Regions from separate parts of the Homo sapiens genome. Here region 1 is linked to region 2. Evidence: read pairs that join two places in POLR2A ChIA-PET (ENCODE). Cell type or tissue: A673. All regions are shown on one strand. Each heading gives the region's core, and the rest is flanking DNA. Links, peaks and the distances in the headings are about the cores only.

Region 1 (12,123 bases), core at 4,353-9,352, 920 kb before region 2:
AAAAAATAAAAAAGAGCAAAGGAGAATGTTAAAAAAAAAAAAAGCCTTTTCTCTCTCTTTCTTTTCTTCCTTTCTTCCTTTCTTCCTTTTCCTTTCCTTTGTTTATAACAAGTGTAATTGTGGGAGAGAAATACACATGAAGACATGCTCAGAGATACAATGGCAGAAAATAGATAAAATTTAAAAACTCTTTGCTCTATCTCCTTTGCATACACATAACGTCCCTTAACTCACTTAAGATTGTATACAATATTATTTTATCCCTCTTTGTTGTATTCTAAAAGGACTGAAAAACAGATTAGTTTAACAATCTGTTTTATATTTTAAAAGGCCTTTTGGAAAGTCTTTATTTTGACTTAAATGTTATATATATACACACTATATATATGCACACACATACATTCATACACACTGTCTCTATGCAATAAGGAAACACAATATGACATATATACAGAATTTTCTGCAATAAAAGTGATTTTACAGCTTTTGGACAGAATTACTTGAATATGACATATTTTGTGAGTAAATATGATTTTACAAAAGTTACTTTGGCTGATATGTGGCTGCTAAAATTTCTTTCTAGGATGCTATCATCATTTCTAAATTGTAAAGTGTTGTTATACTCATATTTGTACTATCGTACTGGCAGGTCAGGCTGGTTTTCATTTTTATGTTATTGCCCTTACTTTTCTAAGTGATATTACAGACTATAGAAATGTCTGCAACTATAGGCCAGTCTCGCCTATTGTCTGGAGTCTAGACAGGCTATAGAAAAATCTCTGTGACATATAATAGGCCAAACAATTTGTAGGGCTGTTTATCCCTACAAATTCACTACCAAGAAAAAGAAAGGATATACTATTTTATTGAGAGTAGGTAATATTACAATCTCTAGCCCTTCTCTGAATGACCGAAAATCAGGATAAGCTTATACACTTGAAGAGTTCTTTAGGTATTGTTTGATCATATACAAAGCAATCTATAGCTCAGAAAAACTCAGACTTAACAAAATAATTGCCTTAACTGTGGTTTTATAAGTATTTTTATAAATTATATTTATTTGGGTAGAAGGGGAACTTTTGTGTTTCTCTTTGTCACCACAAAGCTTTATTCTAAATCGCTGAAGACCTCGTCTGTAGAGGTACAATGTACTAAAAGGAAAAATGACTTCCCTACATCTGAGGCTTAGCTGCAGCCCACTTCTGAAAGAGGTAGATCCCTTAAGGGCAAATGCTGCCATTACTGTGATTACTATAGGATCGTTCACCAGCCCAGAACTGACAGAACATAACTGTGCTTAAAGAGAAGTGCACCCTCTAGACAAGTACCTTCTCAGCCTTCCAAATCACCTAAACTGCGGAAGGCCAGATGGAATGCTTCATGGCAGGGTGGCACATTTGGAATTAGAGGTCTGATCTAAGGCTGGTGCATGACTGACTGCAGGAAGGGTCGTCGAGCAAAGAGCTATTCAAGAAGAAACAAATAAGGTATTGAAGACTAAATTGCCAGTAGGCTCTGCCACCACTACCAATATTCAAAATTGGTTCCCTGGTCCCTATTAAAACGAAACTCATAACCACAGTCATGCTGGCCTTTAGATAGAAAACCTTGCTTTGTAGAACCCTCTAGAAAGAAGACAAAATGCTCTTAGATAAGCTTTGTAATACAATCTGTATTAAAAAGTAGATGGTAGGTTTTTTAGAGCACACAATGTTGGTCCATTTTCCTCAGTACGTTGAATACATGTCTGTGGGAAGACATCTCATATTCATTCTCCCAGTGTTGATTTGAGGAGATTTTTTTTTAGGCTGGGGAGAAAAGAGGGGCCTGTAGGCTAGCTTTTGCCAAGACCTTGTTCCACAAGTGAGGCTGTCTTGAAGAGTATAGGACCTGTGCAATTGCATAGGGCACCGTGCTTAGGGGAGCCCTGAGCTTGGGTCATTGTCTTAAAATTGTTAAAAATTTGTCAGGAAGGAACGCCACATTTTCATTTTTCACTGAACCCTGCAAATTAGCCGGTCCTGTCAACTAGAGTGTTACTCTTAATGCCACTCATGAGGCAAATCAGAAAAAAAAAAAAATAGGCCTTAACCTAGATCATTAGGAAGAAAGAGAAATCTGTAGAAATGTAGTTAAATGGATGGACACACTACAATCTTCTCATTACCTGTTTCTCTTTTTTTTTCTTTTCTTTTTTTTTTTTTTTTTGAGACGGAGTTTTGCTCTTGCCCAGGCTGGAGTGCAATGGCACACTTCTGCCTCCCGGGTTCAAGCAATTCTCCTGCCTTAGCCTCCTAAGTATCTGGGATTACAGGCGCATGCCACAACACCCAGCAAATTTTTGTATTTTTAGTAGAGACAGGATTTCGCCATGTTGGCCAGGCTGGTCTCGAACTCCTGACCTCAGGTGATCCACTCGCCTCGGCCTCCCAAAGTACTGAGATTACAGATTTGAGCCACTGCACCCTGCCTCATTACCTGTTTCTTAAAACTACTTAAAAATGTTTAATGAGAAGGGCCACGACTCTACATTATAAACGTCAAGGTACATATAGAGCTAAAGCCGTACTGGAGATCCCAATTCACCTCCCACAACCCTCTTTTGATCACATCATAATTTTGCCTGAAAATATATTAATAATATAATTTGGGGAAAGATCTCTGAGATGCCTACCCCAGTTGGAGTGGAGCGGGACAGGCTTTCTCTGTCCACACCATTGTTGAGAACTCCCTGAAGAGAGACTGCTGTGAGCACTGATGGAAACATCTCCATTCAAGCCCAGGTAGTCTTGCCTTCCTGTGAGCCCTGGCACTCCCTGATTAGGGCATTGCAGAAAGGGACTCTGGTGTTACCAGTCACTGACAGTCATCTGCCTCATCTCCTGTCCCAGCTGAGGCTGCAGCTGCTGCAGGGAGCCCCAGCTCAGTACCCCCATGACCATGCCTTTCTCTTATTATGTACAATTATCCTCTATGACTTTTAAGATGATAGCAGAGAGCACAGTGGCTTGAATCCAGATTTAGTGGTGCAATTTATTATGAACTTCTGAAGGGGTAAACACAGGATTGTGTATGAGCTCACTGAAATCACCAGACTGAGTTTGTCCATCTCCCTTTTTTTTTTCTTTTTGTTACATTTAAATGACAAAGACATGAGTAATATCCCACAGCCTATGACTCAAGAGGTAAAATATAAAACAGCAATGTTTTCAGGTAGGTCACATGATGCTGTGTTTATATAGCACACATTTTTGGTTGTTTGATTTCAGCATTATATCTGGAAAATACACTGTACACATTTATTTTCACAGATAGGGGTCTATTTTCTTTGCAGAGCAGGTGCTGAACTCCCATTAGCATAAATGGAAGTTATGCGAATCTGAATCTGACAAAAGACAGAGAAGACCCCTTTTTATTATTTGGCTATAATTTTTACTCTATTTGTGCCTTCAAAAGTTACTTACATAGACAGTGGTTGCATGCACCATTTAAATTTTCTGAGATTCAAAATTAAAAATGAGCCTAGCTTCTGAATAAGTTTTGAGAAATCTCCAAACTATGGCTTGCAATTTGTTTGTTTTGGATTGTAGGAAGGATTCCATTCAATTAAATGAAACATGGGTAGGATAATAAGTCAAAAATTAACTATTAATATACCTGAAAACAGAGCTATTGTTGGATTTTTTTTCAAATGATGTATGAACACACATTTTAAAGAATTAAAAATAAAAACGACTCATTGCCATGTCTCCATTACTGAAGAGCAAGCTTTTCTATGCATATAGAGCTGACTTCAACAGCACATAGGCCAGTATGTATAGAATTATTCACGTGTCCTGATGATTGATAGCCAGCCTATCTACCTGTCTTTCTTGCAGATGTGTTTTATAGAAAGCCCACCGCCATTGTTAAGGCTTCAGTGCTGTCACACAGATGCAGCTGTCATAAATATCCCCTAACAACTATGTTTGCTGCTTATCTGAATTAGTTAGAATGCTGTTTGCAGCTCCAGTTTTGAAAGAAGCAGTTTATCTTCCACCTCCTATTATTTCTTTTTCCATTAACCTCTTCCAGGGAAGATTTTGTTTTCAGTTGTGATAAATTCACACAGGTTTCAAATCCCTGATTATATTTTACAGTAGTCAAATGATAAAATTACAGAATCATTTTCAGCTCAAAGTAGGATTTGAAGAATAAAATGGAAACTTAAAAACCATGGTTTGAGAGACGGACAAATCTTATCCTAGCTTTATTGATTTGGTATCCTATTCACTAGTTACCTAAGAAAATATGCATAAATCTTTAAATTTGAACTCTGAACTTTGATAGCATTTCAAATAGCTTGTTTGATACGACTATTTGGGGGCCAAAAGAATAGTATTCATTTCATTACAAATTTCAATAAGTATAATACATTTGACATTGGATATATGGGCTTTGAAAAATTCTTGGAAAAGAAAGATGTGGGTTAACATGAGAGATCAAATGTAACACTGCCAAAAAAGTAAAACATGATTTTAAATGTCCATTTGAATATATTTTAAAGCCAAAACGAAAAATCAAGAGAGAAAAGTTTATTTGTAACGCCAACAGGAAGAATGGCCTACACAATATATTTTAGAATGATGGTCAAGGTGTTACATGTAAGAACTGTTAACAAGTGCCTCAAATAGTTTCATAGCCAGCAAGAATAAGAATAAAAAAAAGAGATTCAATGGGCCATTTTTTTATGCTTTCAACAGTAGTTTGATGTAGTGGCATGTGATAAACTGGAAGTACTGGGAGCTAAAAAGGGTTTGAGTAACACAAAATAAATACAATACAATGATGATTTTTAAGGGGAATCACACTTAGGCAATAATAGTGTACTTTGTGGAACTCCTTCATGTTTTCCAGTAATACAGGGCCTACATCAATTCTCCATAAGCAGCCTGTGCCTTGAATATAAATAATTCTCCTCCTTGAGGAAGTGGGCATACGAAACACAAAATTGAAAAGTTAAACTTAGATTTGGGAGGTTAATTCAAACAAGAGTCCCTTAATAAAAAGAACTGCATTTGCAATCAGCCAGTTTTAATAACCGTGCTTTATGAAGGCCTTTGTCCCCTGAGCAAGGCAAACCTGATTGCATGGCTCGGTTTTTGCAGCCTCCAGAAGAGCACAGTTGGTCTCAGCTTAGCAAGATCCAGGTATGATCATCTGAATCACTGGTGTTTCTCATTAAATGAGTGTGGCCATTAATTTCCTAGATTCTTGAAGGCCTTTGCAAGTACTGGCTTATTCTTAGGTGGATAAACAATATTATTTTCTTTAGCTGATACCAAATACTTCCTTTGATTTTCTCTCCTTGAAAAAGAAAAGACTTAGGCGTAAATTCTTCCAGTGATACCAAACATCCAGATAAAATGTGAAAATCCAAATACCTGGTTCTGTCGATAACATCTAGATAGCAGTTGATGGCATAAGAACAAAGCATCAAGCTTTTCAACTGGATTTTTCAGTTTTTACTTGAATTTTTAGTGTTACAGCCCCAATGCTGTGCTATTAAGTCAAGGGGCACCAAGATATATTTGCATGGGCAGATTTGAGATGCTAATAAATATAATTATGTAAAATAAGCCACTTTGAAATAATATATTAATTCATTTGTCATAACAAATTATATGTATTTGAAATTAAATATTTTGGGTAAAATCTATGATTGTAATTTTGGTATTAACTTTATTTCTTCTGGGAAAAGTGCTTAATTTAAAAAAGAAAAGGCGCAATTAATTCCAATTAATGTTGTAAGTATTCATCTTATAGTACGTGTAATAGCTGTGGCTTTCACTTTGATAATTATATATGTAAAAGACCATGATTAAACTAATTATTATATAAATAGTGTGCTTATTCAGGTAGCATTAGTATATGAAAATGGACTTATAGGATTAATATCTTCTCAAGCAAATGTTTTTTCTGAATTGAAAAGAAATACTTATGACTTCATGTATTATGGAGTAGTTGATTCAATGAAAAGAAAGCCCTAATATCTAATATTATAAACAGCAAATTAATGTGTGTATAGTAATTTCAAAATTCAATGAAGTTCATATATTCTCATTTTGGTGATAAATGATCTATGAATATAAACCTTCTGAAAGAAGAACCAGTTTGTATAACTAATCATCTTCATGATTCTTCTGTGGTTTCAAACTGTCATCTTCAATGGCAGTTTGGATTATGAAGCAGTTGTTAATTATAGTGTTAATTTTTTTATGGCTGACAAAATTGTGTTTAGTTCTATAATTTCAAAATTGCTAAATTTTATCTTGAAAAATTGCTGCTTAGAGCAGTAGCCTCAAATCACAGCTTTAAAAGCTAAATGTGAAGTCTCTCCAATCATCTGTGAATCGAGATTAACCCGGGCCTGTACAGAATGGAGTTGTTTCTTACATGTGTATGTGTGCTACTGTTGGCATATCTAAAATATAATACATAATCAAATATCTGCTTATTCATGTTTCCTGTGTAAATATTTATACACCACGTAGGTCGGACTTGAAAAGCGAGGAAGTGAATGAATCATTATATTTCACTTTCAAGGAAAGCTTACATGAATTTTTGAGAATGTCAGCTATCAGAACATCTTTTAAATTTTAAAGCATGAGTTACTTATCATTTAAGAAATATCCAAACTGCTAACATTGTAAAAGCAATTTCATACTTTTAACCTAGTAGATAAATCAGTGGCCCATTTCTAAGCTCTTTCTCCTAATAGTCAACCAATAGTTTCTCAATTCAGATTAAATTTTTTATTTGTATTGGTCTCAGCATTAAGGTCCCTTAGATAGAAAGTGAACATAAACTAATATTTTCAAAGTGAATAAATAAATAAGAAAGTGAACACCTTCTAGTATGATTTAAAAAAAAAAAAAGTTACCCTTGTGACTTAAAAAAAAAAATTCAGATTGTCAGCCCTCCCTTGATTATCACATTCCTCAGCTTCTTTTTTAACCTTTGGAAGACCACATCCACAGAATTGTACAAAAAGTGGTTATTTGACAATTGTCTATTAAAACACAATAACCCAGTCTAGCAAAGTGCCTGGCACAAAATAGGCACACAATAAATATTTGATGGGTGAATGAATGATTCACATGTGAAAATTTGAGGAAAAATTAAGGGAAAGCTTAATTGTTTAGAGCATTCAGGATGTAGCCTCCAAGTTGGCTACAGATTGATGCACAGGAAAAAAATTACTTAACTGTAGTTGCACAGAAAAGGATATTTAGAAAATATCTTTAGAAAAGAGTACTTACCCTTCCCCCCAATCTCTTTCCCAGTTTCCCTCCCCTCCTGTGCTTTTAAAAGTGAGCAGTTGGCCACTAGTGTAATAAAAGCATAACCGTTGATTCAAACAGTTGTCAAACCACTGGAAAAATGCTTCCTTTTCATTGTGCTTTTTTTGGACACTATAGATATGGTAAATCATGAACTGCGTTATAAAAATACCTCTTTTGTGCCCAAACATTCAGTAGGAGGGAATGACATTTCTTTTATTACCTTGGTAAATGTTTTTAAGGTGTTTAGCAATAAGCCTTCTTTTTGTCAAAACTGCTTAGACGCAGTGGTTGCTAAGAATTTATTAGAAAACCTATAGTTAATAATATCAAGAAAAGAAGGGATATGTGTTTAGTAGCTAATATGACAGTTGAGCTTGTGTAGCACATGCTTTTGCTTTTTCCTACCATTTTCTTGATCTTTTGTGTTATGGAAAACAAGTTATTCATGTTTAGAAAGTTTATTTTTCATTATTGCCCATCAACCAGCGTTTTTAGCATTTTCTCCATCTTTTGGGCAGAGAAATAGATTGTTCCAAATAGTAGGGAAAAAAATAAGGCGAAAAGATTTCTGAGGAAAGAAGGATGATAAGATTTTAATACAAATGTGAAGAAGACTATTCATCTTTAGGTCTTTGTGAATTAACTCTTTCTTCGGATATTTGTTGTTGTTGTTGTTGTTGTTTTGTTGTTGTTTTTCTTCCACAGGTAAAACCTTCAGAATGTTGTCATGCTTCCTATAATGCTAAATTTTAACATGAAAAATATTTTACATGTTACTTTCTTAAGATAGTGTTTAAGGAGAAGGATATATATTTCCTTCTATATTCGCTGGCTTATTGAAATTGATAGAGACCCATATTTGTTACTATTTACTTGACTTTTATGTCCTACTTTTATTTCTTTCCTTAATTAGGTGGTAATGGATTTTTTAAAAAGTGTTACTGTAAAAAAAAAACGTGGTAAAAATAGTAAAAATAAACCACTCCTTTAAAGATACAAGGGAAGAGACCTTTGGCAGAGAGGTCTGAAGCTTCATGGGTGGATGAGGGTTCCCTTAGATGGGATTTCCAGATGAAAAGAAATTAAAAAACAATCAAATACCATCTGACCACCATAGGTAAGAATGTTGCTTAATTTTACAGAAATTTGTACCTATTGACTGGTAATAGCAGACTGTGCTGTACAGAGACTAATGTAACTCCTACTTTGTCGACTTCTTTGAAACTGCTCTAAATAAGTTACATACCATATATCTTTTTGTGGTAGAACACTGTAGTATATTTACACCCTCTGTATATTGCATTCTAACTTGGAATTCTGGTCCGTGGTTTCATCCATTGTTAGCTGCGATGCTAGACTCTCCCGGGAGTTAAATACAGTGGGGCTGTATTTATGTGAAGCGGGTATGCTTGGTCGTTCAGTGGCTGTTTCATTGCATATTACCTCCCACTTTGCTCCCATCTGTGTGTGTGGTAAAGGGAATTGTCCTAAAAAATACAGGCTTCCTCTGAACACAGACATGTATTTGTATACCAGTAAGTCAACAATCTCCTGAATTTGGGTGCCATTAATAATTGTCCTTTTTAAAAGGCTTTTAGAGCTTAGAGGGGGTTAGCAGTCGTTCTGTGGAAACCGATGTACATTTCCACATTTTCTGTAAATGCATTAAAAAATAATGTGTATTAAAGTGAAAGGAAATCTGTAAGATATCTTTTTAACAGAAAACTTTAATTTTTAGATTAATACAGAGATGAATTGTCGTGTATCTCTTGGAAATCAATGGTTAACATGATAGTCTCACACACTTTTTAAAATTACTTCATCTAATTGAAAAATTACAAAGAGGCTGATGAGCCACACATCCATGGAATATTTATCTTGAAACCTAGAGTCCTACTCACTTAATGTCTTGGCCATACTTCATGTATCTGAGAAACCAACTGAAATCAGAGCGCTTTTCTAACGTCTTAATTATGCAAGATTTTAAAAAAAGAAAACTAAAGTAAGCAATACCTGAGACAGATATTTTTACTATGAAAAATATTGCACTGGGATGGTGAAAGTTACTGCAGATAATGCAGCTATTTAAAATTATTATAGCTGCAATTACTAAAAAATGAGGAAGGTTTGACTGAGAACTATTCAAAATAGTTATTAGCCATGTGATTATAAAAAGGAACACATGAATGATATTTGCATGTTTAACCCTGGTTATAAAAAGTCATTTGATTTTTTTAACAGCATGTACAGCAGTTACAAATCCTTACAACTTTAGGTAAAAATGAAGAATCCCACTGTGGAAAGTGCCACAAGGAAAGAGCTGGATTAGGATGTATTAGTCACATGTGAAAAATAAAAAATATGTATGTGCATGTCTACATATGTGTGTGGATGTGTATAGTTACAATAAATACTTATATTTTAAACTTGATTTTTAAACCAACAATGGAAAGTAGCAACTCTGAAAGAATTTTTCTTGTGATTTGAAAGAACTCTTTCCCTGTCCCCCGTTCATGAAAGTTAGCTATTATTAAAAGCCTGACTACTTAGGAAATTATTTGTGTGGGTATTTCAGACATAAAATGTGATAAAATATAAGGTATACTTCTAAAAAAAAAAGTACAGCTCTAAATAGGTGAAAAGAAGAAAGAGAATATGCAAGGAAGAAAGAAAATAAAAAAATTGGAAGAAAGGAATAAACATTAAGAAGGAAAAACAACATCATGTATTCAGGGTTTATAGTGTACAAGCACTGTGTTAAGCTTATTACATTTTTTTGTTTTATTTAATATACAGTCCTAGAAGATGGATCTTACAATTTGTTTCACACAAATGAGGAAGTAAAGATCAGAAGTGTTAAAACCATGCATTCCCTAAAGACACACAGCAAGTTAATGGCAAATCTGGGAAAGAAACCAGGATCTGGCTGGTGAAGCAGAAAAAAAGTCAACCCTGGCTCCATTCTCAAATGTTATTACTCCACAGTCTGTGCCTCCCTTTAGGTATACAGGACACCCAGGCAAGGCGAGCAAGGGTTAGACTGATAAGTTTTTCAGGGGTGAGGTGGGACCGGGTTCAGAGGCAGCCTCCAGTCCACTCAGGCAGAGAGGAGGGGACTGATCCCTGACATGGTCCGAGAAGTAGTGGGGTAGCCTGGGTGGTGGGGCTCTGGGAGGCTAAAATGATACATTTTCATGAATTTTTCCACAACTTTTGCACTTTTGCTTTTGCTTGTAGACTTTTTGTCTTCCAAGAATCTTAGAAGATTTAAAACAATCTTTACAATCTTTGAGCAGGTGATTCAAAACACATTACCTGCCTGCCCTTCTGTCATGGAATGCTGGCATTTCTCAAAGGGGTGAGTCTTGATTGCCCCACACTAACAGGTGAAGGTTATGTGGTCTTTAGCAAATCATTTAGCTCCCTATACTGTCCTCTCCTACCTGTTAAAGAAAGGTCTACGCCCTGCTTCTTAACATCCTCACATAACAATCAGAATTAATTCCCAAGGAAATTTTTTTAAAAAACAGAAAAATACTGTAAAATTGGTATGCATGCCACAAAACGTATCATTTTGGGGAGCTGTTCAATTTGACTGACAATTTAAAGAAAAAGAATGCATGACAATCCATGATGAACTCATAGTACTTTCTTTACTTTGATTACCTTTCTCATGCTCTCCACATCTCTGTTGATGAATGGGTCAGATATCATCATCCTTATTTTACAATTGAGGCAGTGAGAGGGTAAGTGCCTGACCGTTGCCAGCAACCAAGATAAGAACAGGACTTGAGTCTCCTGTCCAAATCTGAGGTTCATTTTACCTCTTTCTTATGTCCAAATTGCTACCTCAGTAACTACCTTTGCCCTTAGTTTCATTGGCTGTAAAAATGGGATTGTATCATATCTATAAAAGGTGATCTCTTTTAGAGTTAAGATTTTATTATCTCAGGAATCTGAGCCTCAAGTACTTTTGGCATGAAAATGCTTTATATGTTTAGCAAAAAATTAGAAAACAGTCATTGAATCAGGAGATGGACTGGCTGTTGGTGAACTCAGTCGATGAAGCAGTTGGAATATCTGAGTCATCCCTAACCTATGATGCAGACTTCATCAGAGATGAATCTGGAGGCAGAAAATGTTTCCAGATCCACATTGACTTAGAACAATGCTGGGAAATTTTTGAAGTTTTTTTTTTTAATGGTGTTCCCTTAATTGAACTATACATTTTTAATTGGTCAAAATAACTTATGATCTTTTTTCCTATCACAAACATAAATTGTTTGGAAATTATTCTAAGCTATTATTCTCAGAGAAAAAATCCATAGTGATACTCTAGATTTAGCCTTTATGCCTTAATAGAAACTTGAAGAGATGCTGAAGCAATGTTATTAACATGCCATTTGCCTCCCTGTTACTTGCTTGACACACAACAGATATCAGGAAATGTTACAGTTGTCACTGAAGGAAGGTAAATTTTAGGCTATTCACTTTTTAATGTCAGTGAAGTTTTTTTAATGCCAGTATTCACACAGTTTGACCTACAAAAAACATAATTAATTTTTGTCTGTATTTCATAGTCTTCATATTCCAAAATGATTCACTACTGTATCTTTAATTCAAACACAGTGCCTGACATATAAATGGCACTCAATCAATGCTGATTGAATGAGTATTGAATACATTTATATGCAAGGTAGGACATGAGAGCAGTCTGTTCTGTAAGAAACATGAACAAAGATTTTTCCTATTTAATGATTAAGATAGTGTTGGATTAAAAAATCTCCTAGAGAAAATC
Region 2 (12,123 bases), core at 382-5,381:
CCTTAATCCCTGCAAGGTTATGGGGATATATTTATGTCTGGAGAAAGATGCTTCATGTATAATCTATGGCATATGCAATATATGCATAGATATATTCAAGGCATTTAGTTATAAATGTACAGGCTTTAATTCCTTCAGTCATTTGCTCCTTGTACCTTTATAGAGATAACAGCTTTTGGGTATCTCTATGCATGTACACGGAGAAAATGACTGTGTAAAATAGTTATTTTACATAGACTAAATTTACATTACTAAATTTTATGTAAAATGACAAGACTTTCAGAGGAGGTGCATTCAATTGAATGGCTTTGATTTGAAAGGGCTGCTTTTAAAAATCCTTTAGGCTTTGGACCTGGTCATCTCATTCAGCTTTTTCTTATTTATACTGTTGTTTTAAACCTACGCTAGCACGCAATTCTAGAATTACAATAACTTTAGGTATCCAGGCAAGATACCTAGTATGTTGTAGGAAGTGGGACTGTAAGAGGCTAGAAAGAGGTGGAAGGAGGCGGGGACTTGGCTTGTAGGCGTTGGCGGTGGTTGTTTTTTGTTTTTTGTTTTTTTGCTTTTTTAATATTGCTTCTAAATCCCTGAGTGACGTTAGAGGCACTGGTTTGATGTTTATGGGCCTAATGATTGCTGCATTTCTTGCAGGTGAAGATATGGTTTCAGAACAAACGCTCTAAGTTTAAGAAACTGCTGAAGCAGGGCAGTAATCCTCATGAGAGCGACCCCCTCCAGGGCTCGGCGGCCCTGTCGCCACGCTCGCCAGCGCTGCCTCCAGTCTGGGACGTTTCTGCCTCGGCCAAGGGTGTCAGTATGCCCCCCAACAGCTACATGCCTGGCTATTCTCACTGGTACTCCTCTCCACACCAGGACACGATGCAGAGACCACAGATGATGTGAGTTGCCCAAGGGAACACCCTAGGGAAACGTCTGAACAAGGAAAAGAGGATCCGGGACCTGCTTGTATCTGCGAAAAGGAGCCAAAGGAGCAGGCTTAGGAGAGCTCATAAGTGTGGCAAGAAGCCGACTAGGCTCATTCTCTCTCCCTCTCTCTCTCTCTCCCTCTCCTTTCTTTTTACTTCTTCCTTTCCTCCATTCCTTCTTTCTTTCCTTTTCCTTTCTACCTTTCTTTTCTTTTTGCCTTTCACCTTTTTTCTCATTTACCTTCTCTCTTGAGCAACGTCAGTAATTGATCTTGCATCTCAGAGAGAGAGAAAGAGCATGTGTGAGAGAGAAACTGGTTTCTATGCCAGCACTCCTGAAACCCCTTACTGTAAGGATATTTTCTCTTACCCCTTGGGATCCAGGCTCTGAGTCTCTTCTCTTTGGGAGTATCCATCAAAATGACTTTTTTTAAAAACAGATTTTCCCCCAACCAGAAGAATCTGCACAAACTTGGCAGCGTTTTTACTTGTTTAATGAGTTTAAGACATTACATGGTGAAAGAGAAGCATTTTGGACTCCTGCATTTTTATTTACCATTCCCAGACTGACGAGAAAAAGAAAATTCCTCACATAACAGCCCTTCTCTAAAGAAAAAGGAAAAAGTGGCTGTAAGATTAGAACATTGCTACAAAGGGAATGCTGCATGTTTTATCAAAATGCAATGACCAGGAATGATGGTTGATTAAAAAAAAACAAAACAAAAACCACTCTTTCCCCACCCCACCCCCCCAAACCCTGAACTGGAATCAGGAAAGACGGAGGAAACAATCAAAATCACCATTCTATTGCTTTGACACCTTTACTAGGTGAATTGGTGGCATTCACAAAGCTAATAGGGACGTTTATATCAAGAAACATTTCTGTATATATTGTTGAATTTTAGTTGTACATATACTTTGTATGTTTTTGTCTTCTTTCATATATGGAGTAAAAGCCACAAAACGCTGAGTGTCTTGTATATTTCTCTCTCTGTGTGTCTCTGTCCCTCTCTTTCCTCCCTCCTCCCTCACTTCCCTTCCCCCCATTAAATTTTCTATCACCCTTAAAAAAATTCCTATTTCCTAATATGGGAAGTCATATGTATATATATGAACATCAAGTGCCTGCAAAGATGTCAGTTTGCACACTAGCCTTTGTCTTAGGTAGTTTAACATTAACCATGGATGTTCTTTCAACTTTCTTTACATATTACGTTTTTATTGTAATTTCTACACATTTACCTATGTTTTAAACATTAGAATGACCTATCCTCAAGTTAACTTCTAGACATCACAGTAGTTTCTAGTGCTGAAACTGAGTATTCTCCTTTCCCTTTTCCCAGCCAAAATAATACAGCCATATTTGTCTTTGTTTGGATGCAGTTTTTTAAAATATAGGAAAGAAAAAAATAGAGAGTAGAGTGCACAATTATGCCTACTTAATGTTTAAAACCCATTGCCAGCTAGCTAGGTAGGAAAATGCACTATGCTGGATGAAATACATCCTTCCGATCTTGGGGAAAGCACAGAAATAATGAAAATGAAAAGTCCTTTCGTCATACAAGCAGGAAGCCCCATACTGCGAGAATTAATGGCTACAGACCTGGGCATCCTTCAAATTATGAACCTTGAAACCACTGAGCCATTTATCAGAAGTCAATAGAGATACTCAGAGTGCTCCATATAATGACAGCGACATACAGTCGTGCAAAAGGACAGTCACTATAATTAGACACAAAGCAAAGACTACTTACCAATATACCCGTTCCTTTTTTTGTTGAGCAACTTCCACGCTCAGTCAGTCTTCAGAATGGTTTAAAACCGATCAGTCTTGTCATTTTCTAGCATTCGCATTGTTACATTAGGAAAAATGTTTTCTTTTCTTTTTTCCCCCTTCCTACTGTGAAACTTTGGGTTCGTAGCTCCCCAGGATCAATTCTGAACAAAGCCTCCAGCTGCAGTGCCATCCAATTTGAAGCAGACATTGGGGACAATTTAAGGTTTTTATCCACAAGAAGGTTTTTTTCCATTCTCTTAAATGCAGCCATAATTAGAGTAATTTTTCATGTAGCCCGCTGATTACAGCGTTTTTACCGTCAAAGATAATTACCTGTAATTTTCTTCCACTTTTAATACTAAAAAGCCATCTTTATTTAGATTCAGGAACAGGAAAGGCGAAACAAAAGAGGGAAATTATTCTGTTATTCATACACAAATTGCAGAGACGTAGGACCTAAAATTGAAAATTAACCAAAATTATAATGCTGAAAAGAATGGAAGAGGCTGCAGAAGTACAGCTGGTAGTGGGGCTTTGCTGAATTATTCAAATTACGTTAGGGAGAATGCTACCATACATCGAAACCAACACTAATTTTTCGTTAAAAAAAATTCACCAGATGCATGCCAAACCACTGTGAGTGCATAACATTCTGAAACCCGGCAAATGCATGTTGACATATTCGAGGTGTTGTCATGATGCATTTGTATCTATCTCTTTATCTCTTAACAGGAGTTTAATTAAACAAGAAATTCTGCCAAGTAGTCCCCCCCACCCCAGACTGCCCTTGGAACTGGGCTTTCTCTGGATCCTCTGAACCTTAAGGGTTAATATTTTTACTCTTTAGAATGTATTGACCCTATGGTAAGCGGATTCCCGAGGGAGGGATTGGTAGGAGGGGCGTGGGCGAAAGGCATCGCCCAGTGGTGGTGCCTACGACGCCTCCCCACGTTCGGACTTCTCCAGAGGTTGCAGAGTTCGAGCTGTGGAGCCTAGTTCTGACCGTATTTCCTATTTAAAAAGAGATAAAGTGGGGGAGAGAGAGAACAATAGCTGGGGGTGGGGTAGAGGAGGGAGGGGATGAAGAGAACGATTTCTCTTTGGCACCAATAAACATCTCATTATCTTTTGACACAACTTAGTCAAAAGGTTTCTGCCGCCGGAGAAAGGCCTTTTTGCACTGGAATGGAAAACCAAAGATTTCTCAGGCACTTAACATCTCTAGTTGCTTACAATGTCTACACGGTCAGGAAACAGAGTCATCTATAGATAGAACAGCACCGCTTCTTGCTGGAGACTTCCTTGGTGCGTCCCTAAATCTGGGTTTTCTAGCTCCCTAGCTTGGTTCTGCGTCTCAGCCAATCATGCCCCTCCAACCCCAAGGTCGCAGCGTTTGTTCTCGGAGGGCAGTAACTCCAAGATCCGCATAGCCTCCCCCTCCCCCCCGCCCCAACACACCAGCTTGAGGCAAAGACCCTGAAAAGCAGCCTTGAAGGGGTTCAGAGGCCAGTTATTCCGGAAACCTTCCCCCAAGTGGAGGAAAGATGTCGAAGGGGCTTCACCGTCCAGAGATTCATCAGACTACACCTGCCTTTGCAAATGTCCGCATACCTGTGGTTCTAAAGGAGCCCCGTCGCGAGCTCCGTTTGATATCTTGTCGCCTCAAAATCTAAAATCATGGCCACGTGTAAAGACCTCTCTGGATTTACCTAGGATTAGCTGTGAATAATAATTTTCAAATAGATTTTAGCTTGGAATCTCCAGCAGAGTCTCTCCACACCTTATAGAAACATGGTACTTTTCGCAGGCTCCAGTCACAAGCTGCACCAAATACATCAACAACATAGAAAACAAGAAAGACAAATCGAATACTTAAGGATCCCATTCTCACTCGAATCCTTTCACTCAACAGAACAACAACCCTTTTTACTGTTAGAGGGGATAAAAGGTCAGCATAGAGAAATCTATAAAGCAAAGTTGTAGCCCATGATAAATTACAACGGCAACATGTATCTTGGAAAGTGTGAGAAGAGAAATAAGAACTGTTCCTTGAAGTATGCAAGAAATAAAAACTTACCCTCAGTGAATATCTCTTAAGCAATGATCAGGGTTTAGAAATCTATACTGAACCAAAGCACAGGAGAATATTTTTCTGAGTCTCAGGGCAGAAGCTCTTTCTCTATATTCTTGGTTGAGTGAGCACATCCAGGTGTGAAATTGTTTGCACACCCCAGCACCTCTTATATTGCCAGCAAAATTAGCTGTTATTACTGTCACTGTTTAGTGATGGTTAGCGTGGTACAAAAAAAAAAAAAAAAAAAAAAAAAACTGCTGTAATCAAGACCTGGCGCATCTTTGCAAATTACAGATAATTGTAAACGTCCAGATTATGATAATAGCATCCTAATCCAGCCTGCAATATAATTATTACAGAGTGTTACATCTGAAACTGTCCAGTAGGGCTAATTCAGCCATTATTTAGACCCTATTTTTGCACTGCAAATGGGTTGCTGAGCTGAAAATGTACGATTGTAATTTCACAGGGCACTCAATGAGTAATGGTATAGGAAGAGGAAAATACAAAAGTGAAATGTGAACAGTAGCGATCAAATCAAACCCTGAAGGACAAAAGACTGTTTGATTCATATGGAAAAAGAAGAGCGAGAATTAAGAAAATAGCAAATCAGTGGTCTGAAGCATTTCATGTCCAAATCTTCAATAGTGCAGGGCTGATGTGTTTGCAAGGGCTGCTGCATCTGCTGCTTGTCTGGAGTCTAAAATAATTTTTCTTTTTCTTTCTTTTTTCCAACCCCCTGTCTTTTTTTCCCCCTTCTCTCTCCAGAAACATTTTCCTGTTTTAAAAATGTGTCCCTCCCCCAAAGCAAAGAACATTTGTCAGTTTCACCATTGTTTCCACAAAATCGCCTGAGAGTGTGCCTGTCACTTGTTTATGAACATTTTCTTAAATGAATTTGCTGTCTCTCTTGTTATCCAAGCAAAATGCCCTTGGGCACTTGTGTTTCTGCCCTCTGTCTTCATTCTCTTTCAGCAGGAACTAAGTCATAGAATCCTAAAGGATATTAGCAGAAAACGTATTAATTGCTGCTAATTAAATATAGCCGGCTGGGAAGCTGTCTTCTCCAGTTGGCTTGGCTGGCTATTGGTTTTAATCCTATCATTAACTTTTATTAATTAACATTCCCCCCCCCCCATATAAACCAGTCCAGCTGCTGCTTTTGCTACCTGTCACCAATGTGCTAAAATGAGCAAGGTCAATCTTATTAAAATATAGGAGGACCAAAGAAGGAGGGAGTTAGAGCAAGAGAGGGAGAGTTAGAGCAAGAGAGGCTGGAGACAGGCTGGGGGACTATGCTGGTCCCAGAGTCAAAGAGCTCTAGGGGTTCAAGCTGTTTCTTCCAGGAGGATGAACCCTGCCCTGGTGGAGGGTTCTGGAGTCTAGTTCTGGTTCCTGGTGGGGACCTCCTAGTCAAAGATACCTAAAGCCCATTTATCCCCAGGAGCTCAATTTTCCCACCATGAATACAGAGAATTTCCTAGGCATCTTTTCTAGCCTCTGGGCCAATGTGTGTCGACTCTCCCTCCTCCCACCACTTCACAGACCCGGGAGCTGCCCAACCAGGGCCACCCTGCAGGATGGCAAGCAGGTTTCCTAGCTCTTGTGAATTTAAGGGCAATAATGAAATGTCCCCTGTTTAGTGACCCCTGTTTATAGATGAAAGTTGAGTCCATATCCTGCTCTTCCTCCGCCCCTCTTCCCTGACCTTGCAAATGGCAAGTGGCAGAAATAGTCCTGGATAACAATAAGCTTCCATTGGCAGGTTTCTGTCTTCTTGGTTAGCGAGAGAAAAAAAAAGCCTTTAAAATAAATCATAGCTTGGGAACTGTTTACCACCCTTCACCCTCACCCACTTCTTAAAAAAAAAAAAAACACTAGACTGCATGGTGAAGATCCCACAGAGAATCCTTACCGAAGCTAGGAGAGAGGGAGGGTATGTGTGTAGAATGATGTTATAAAGCCATTTTTTTCCCTTCCTGTGGTGAAAGGTCGTAATGTGTGGTATTTCACGGTTTTATATAAATCTTGGTTTAGGATGTGGAACAGACTCAATAATACATGTGCTTTTGGCAAAGAGACTCCTTCGGATCCCATAAATCAGAAGTAAATAAGAAGTCCAAGTGAACAAAAGAGCAGGAACATTTAATTGATGCAAAGCAGGACTCTCATCTGCTTTAAAGAGAGGTTCATGTAAATTCCCTCAGTTCCTATCTTCACGGTTAGAGCCCGACCTATAAAACAGGTTATTACATTACAGCCGGCAGCCTTGGATGATTGAAAGGAAAGGCTCCCCACCCCAAACACACACACACACACACACACACACACACACGCAATAGATACAATGTATACTTTCTGCCCTGAGGAATCTAAAGCCTGTCAGATGCAACAGAAAACGCTGGGGGTTGGCGCGGGGGGGAAGAGACAGGGCTGCGTAGAAAATATTTAACCAATCCCACATGTGCCACCGCTATTTGGGCTATTTTTAAGGCCCAGAGTTCGCTGCGACTGGGCTGAGGTTGAAAAAAACCAAGCACTGTGTGCAAAGACCGCGGGCAACCTGGGAGCGCGAGCCGAGGCCGAGAGCAAGCCGCAGCGCCCCCTCCCCAAGCTCTGGAGCGGCGGGAGCCTCCACCGGCTACTGTGGGAGGGGGTGCTTAAGGGTGGAGGAGCTGGGTGACCGCAGGCGGATCCGCCGGCGTGGCGAGCTTCCCAGAGGTGCCCGAGGGCGTCTGCCCTCTGGGTGTGCCTCCGGGAGGGCTAGAGAGCTCTAGGTTGGCAAGATCCCAGTGACCATTGGGAGGCGCGCGATCCAAGGGGTTGCAGGGATGGGGCGGAGAGGAGGGGCGGTTGGGTAGCCTAAAGGTCCCTCTCCCAGAATACAAGGAAGCGCTAAGAAGGAGGATGTGGGGGCAGTGTTCCAGCAGGCATCCCAGGCTCTTCCGGCTGGAGAGCTCAGGAGACTGAGCGGTGTCAAGGCTGGAGTGAGCTATAGGGTGCGCTGGGAGGAGGTGAGCGCAGCCTGGCTTTGGCGCGCTGTGGGTGACTCCCAGGACGGCGCGGCCAGGACGCCGCGAGCCGTGGGGCGTCCGGTGGGATCAAAGGAACCAGAGGAGGCCAGCCGACGCGTCTGGGATTGTGGGATAAGGGGCGGGAGAGAGGAGATTGACATGGGCGGGGAGATCCTGGCCTGGCCTGTGTCACCGGAGGGGGTTGTGTGCGTTTGTGTCTTTGTGCGGATCAACGCTCTCGGGCCTGAGGCCGTGCCCTGGGTGGATCCGAGTGTGAGTGGACAGGCTCCCGGGTGGGTGCCCAGACGGGAGGGAGAGCGAGCGAGCGAGATCAAGGGCAGCGAGGTCTGCGGGTTCCTCTGTGTGTGTGTCTCAGGCCCTGTGGCTCAGCACTGGAGCCGCCTGGCACCCACAGGAATGCGGCTTCTCTCGGATCCCCAGGCCGCCCCTTGTCCCACAAGGAGGTGGCCGCCAGGAAAAAGGGGGGAAAAGGGGCAGAAATCCGCCTAGCTCAACCCGAGCCTCAAACAAAGGCCAATTTATCTGATCTCTTACAGGATGGCCCAGGAGGTGGTCTGGGCACCGAAGAATCGCGCTGGCCCTGACCGCATGCCCCAGCCTTCCTGGGGTTTGTGAGGAGCTCTGAAGGTGGGGGTGAGGTGTTGTAAGTAAGGGGTGGGGAGTATGAAGACGCCCACTGAAAAGAACATTAATCTTAGAAAGGACTTGATTCGTCTTGGGAGCACTATACTGAGAGCTAGGCAAGTGGAAACCGGAAGGGGCAGGCAGAGGGGTCACCCAGTGCGATGTCAAGAGTGGGGCCGGCTGGTCCGGGAATATGCTGGGGAGTGGAGCACGTTTATATTCGACGTAGGAAAAACAATGGAGAGGAAGAGAAGGTGGAAGGGAGGGCAAGGGAGAGAAACATCACATAGATATTTTTAGACTTTGCTGAAGATCTGTTATTTTTACATCCTTGGGCTCGGGACGGCAGGGAGTTAAATTCCCCTGAGAGAATCCCCATGGGGCCAGGGAAAGCCCGCTGCAGACTGGTTTACCAGAATATTTTTGTCCACGGCTCCCAGACCAAGCTAAAAAATAAAAACCGCACGAGAGAAAAGGCCTTTGCGAGTGGAAGAAGTGAGGTTGGCACAAGGGAAGGAATCCTGAAACCAAGTCTGTGTCCGCGCGGCGTTGGTCTGGGCCACCTCGCAATGAGGCTTTAGTGATCTTAACGACAAGCAGCCTCAAAGCTAGGGTGGAGGAGTGGTCATTTAGAAAGAGCTTCCCTCTTTCTCTAGAAGAATCCGAACCCTCCCTTCCCTCAGCTCGGCCGCGCCCGGTGAATAGGGATGAGGAAGGGATCCCCCTTCTTTTCCACCAGTAATGGGGCTGGGGAGTTGATAGGGACAGCTGGAAAAATATCTGCCCTCTTTGTGTGCACAAAGGAAAACAGTATGTTCCAAGCACATTCTTGCCACTCACAGGCAGCCAGTAGGTGAGAAATATTGGAGGTGTGCAGTGGGTGCGCCCTCACCCCCAACCTTCCCAAACACGCACCCCTTGGCAGGGAGAGGCGTCCGCGCAGGGGAAAGCCAGGCGCTGGCACACCGCGGGCGCGGGTTTCTCCCAGTCGGAGTCGCCAGAAATAAAGCGCTAGCTCTCGGTGTAATGGAAACTCCCGAAATCCTTACAAGCAAAGAAAGAAAAGCAGGAAGTGGATATCTTCATCTCTTCCCCAATCCCCCTATTCTCTGTGAGCGCAGAAAACAAAATGGGGCACCCTTTGGCTTCCCGCCCCCCCCCCCGCCCCCCGCAAACCTTCCTATTGCCCCCTCTTCCCCGCACCCAGTGCTCCTTCCGAGAAAGTACGGCTGGAGCGGACTGGGGAGACGGAAATATTGAGTCGCGGCCGCTGGGGGTGCCGGAGGAGGGGTGCACAGGCCAGGCTGCCGGGCGTAGTTCTGCCTCGGAGCCAGGCTGCGGGATATGTCTAAAGAGCGGTCAAAATACTGATTCCTCCAAGAAGCAAGCTGTTCCACACTGGCGGGCCTGGTAACTCTTCTAGAAAAAAAGTAAAGGAGAAGAGAACGAAAAAAATAAAGGAGGTGGAAGGGAGGTAGGGAGAGAAGAGGAGGAGGAGGCAGGCAGAGAGACAGAGAAAATGAGAGAGAAAGAGAGAGAGAGAGGAGAGAGAGACGAGACAGAGAGAGAAACATGTAGGTAAGGTAAATTCCCCTCAAGGCACATAGCGTGCCTTTTCAGGTCTAGTCTCCCAACCCTGGAAGAGCCTTCTGAGAAATCCTCAGTGACAGGATATAATTTTTTATGCTCTAATCTACCCCCACTTTAAGAAGGCTCTTTTGTCACATTTATTGCTGCTGACTTCCTAGCTGTAAAATATTTCACATGCATCTTGTAATTTCCAACCCAACATTTTCCTTCGTATCCTAAGGAAAGAGAGTCTGGCCCACTGAAGGACGGCCAGACAGAAAGACACCTACAATTCAGGCCTGGGTCTTTAGGTGCAGTGCATAGCTCTGGTCATGCTGTTGGTATCTACATGCAGGAGTGCAAGAAGAAGGAAGGGACACAGGGCACAGCTGCAGCAAGTCCTTCCTCTCTGTCCCAAAGAAGGCTTCCCAAAGGAGAAATCCTAGTAAACAGATTCTATTTTGCATCATTTAGAACCTGTTTGCCACTGTTTTATGTAAAAGCAAAACAGAGGAAGCTCCTTCCTGAAAAAAGGAAGGCGGGAAGGGAAATATTAAGAGTATTATCTCACACAAAATGAAATCAACACGGCGCCACAATGCTTTCATTCCTTCCTTTCCCCAACCCTGAAGTTCCCTCTTCACAATATCTGCAATGTTTTCATCTCTCGAAAAGAGCCGATACATTTATAATCATACTCCAAAGAGTCCAAGGTTCTATCATTTGCCATGCTCCAAACATTTTAGATTTTTAAAAAATGTAATAGGTGTGAGGCTAGATTTCTTTTTCATTTTCTCATCTCTGGAAACTCCCTTTGAAGGGTAATTTGTCTAATTGCTCTGGCACTACACAGAGGCTGATGGGTGGGGGCGCTTCTCCAAGATAATTGCTTTGAGCTTAGAATTCAGAGGGGTTATTGAGGGATTTCTGTTGCCTTCTAACTCACATACAGGGTGAGAGGGATGTATTTTTATTTCAGCATTACTTTCTACCTGAAACAATTATGAGATATGGCAGTACTATAAACATGCCATATATATTATATATATATATGCACACACACACACAAAGTATAGCATTGAACATATATACATATACAGTCTGCATGCATAGAGCCCCGACTTCTGTTTTCTTTTTTGCCTTGTTGGATCTCTGCAGAGCTTGTCCTTCTTTAGTTGCCTTCAATAAAACTTCACTAGCCAGTTATCAGAGGGGCAGAATGAAGTATTTTTCAGAAACATTCCGCTTTTCATGGTCGAAATAATTTTATTTATCCAGAATATACAGTTTAATTCCTCTATCTACACTTATTTACATGGCTAAAATAACATTGAAAAAAGTCTTTTGAAAAGTTGAGGTCATAGATTTCAAGGCACCATTGAAAGTGTCCACAGTTGCGCAAAAAAAGTCCTCTGTAAAAAAAGGGGGGGTCTTTTGAAATGCAATAACTTACATGCAAAAAAAAGCTTTACACATGAATCTTTTTCAGTTTTCCGAACTTCCCCATATGAATTCCTTTCTTTATGATTTTCTAGAACAGCAAAACACAGTAGTCCCAAAAAAGAGAGTAAGAGAGAGCAGCCCATCTAATAGAGTGTCCCGGAGGCCAGCGCCAGCGGGTGCTGTAAGGAGCCCGGCGGCGGCAGGTGGGAATTGATTGAGCTGGCTGCACTTGTGTACCAGGATGCAGAGTTCTCCAGGTAGCTGGACGCTGGGGACTGGTTGGAGGTCGGAGGGTGGGCATGAGGGTGGTGGCTGAGCGAGCGGGACGAGCCCTGGGGCTCCCACACCGCTGGAGACTGCGGCGAGTTACACGCCATTGGGTCGCTGGAGCTGGGACTGTGCTCCGGGGGCATCTCCCCGTTTTTCATGATCTTCTTGATCTTGGATCTTTTGTTCTGAAACCAGATTTTCACCTGAGTTGGGGAACAAAGGCACACGTTACCGGGACACTCAGAGGTCGCCCGCGCCTTCCCCGGGGCGGCGACTGGAGGCATCTTCGGACCTCTGGGCGGCCCAGCCCTGCCTGGCGTCTCCCCGCCGCTTGCGGCCTACCGCCAAGAAGCTATGCCTTAGGCAAACCATGGAGCTCTGGCCCCAGAGGGCGCCCTGGCC

The links. Peaks named below come from ENCODE experiments on the same cell type or tissue, not always from the same donor. Only the 100,000 strongest peaks of a DNase experiment are listed, where the experiment ranks them.
Region 1: POLR2A ChIA-PET joins it to region 2 with 15 read pairs; 4 of 35 experiments call an interaction of 5 or more read pairs at or near these places.

The regions. Positions count from the first base shown.
Region 1 is chr7:96,082,252-96,094,374 of GRCh38, forward strand. All of the region lies in intron 16 of DYNC1I1 (dynein cytoplasmic 1 intermediate chain 1), which reads left to right. Among named protein-coding and RNA genes, the nearest start is that of MIR591, 130 kb to the right of the region's middle. In A673, for the core only: no CTCF peak of the experiment used is centred there; no DNase peak of the experiment used is centred there.
Region 2 is chr7:97,009,142-97,021,264 of GRCh38, forward strand. DLX6 (distal-less homeobox 6) reads left to right here. Exons shown (of 3, transcript NM_005222.4): 3 at 655-1,899. The coding sequence ends at 906. It overlaps DLX6-AS1 (DLX6 antisense RNA 1), which reads right to left and starts at 4,924. Exons shown (of 3, transcript NR_015448.1): 1 at 4,784-4,924. DLX5 (distal-less homeobox 5) reads right to left here. Exons shown (of 3, transcript NM_005221.6): 3 at 11,255-11,924. The coding sequence ends at 11,595. RefSeq lists an enhancer at 11,802-12,123. In A673, for the core only: no CTCF peak of the experiment used is centred there; DNase peaks (open chromatin) are centred at 2,580 and 3,290; H3K4me3 peaks cover 1,211 bases; H3K27ac peaks cover 2,931 bases; H3K27me3 peaks cover 3,097 bases.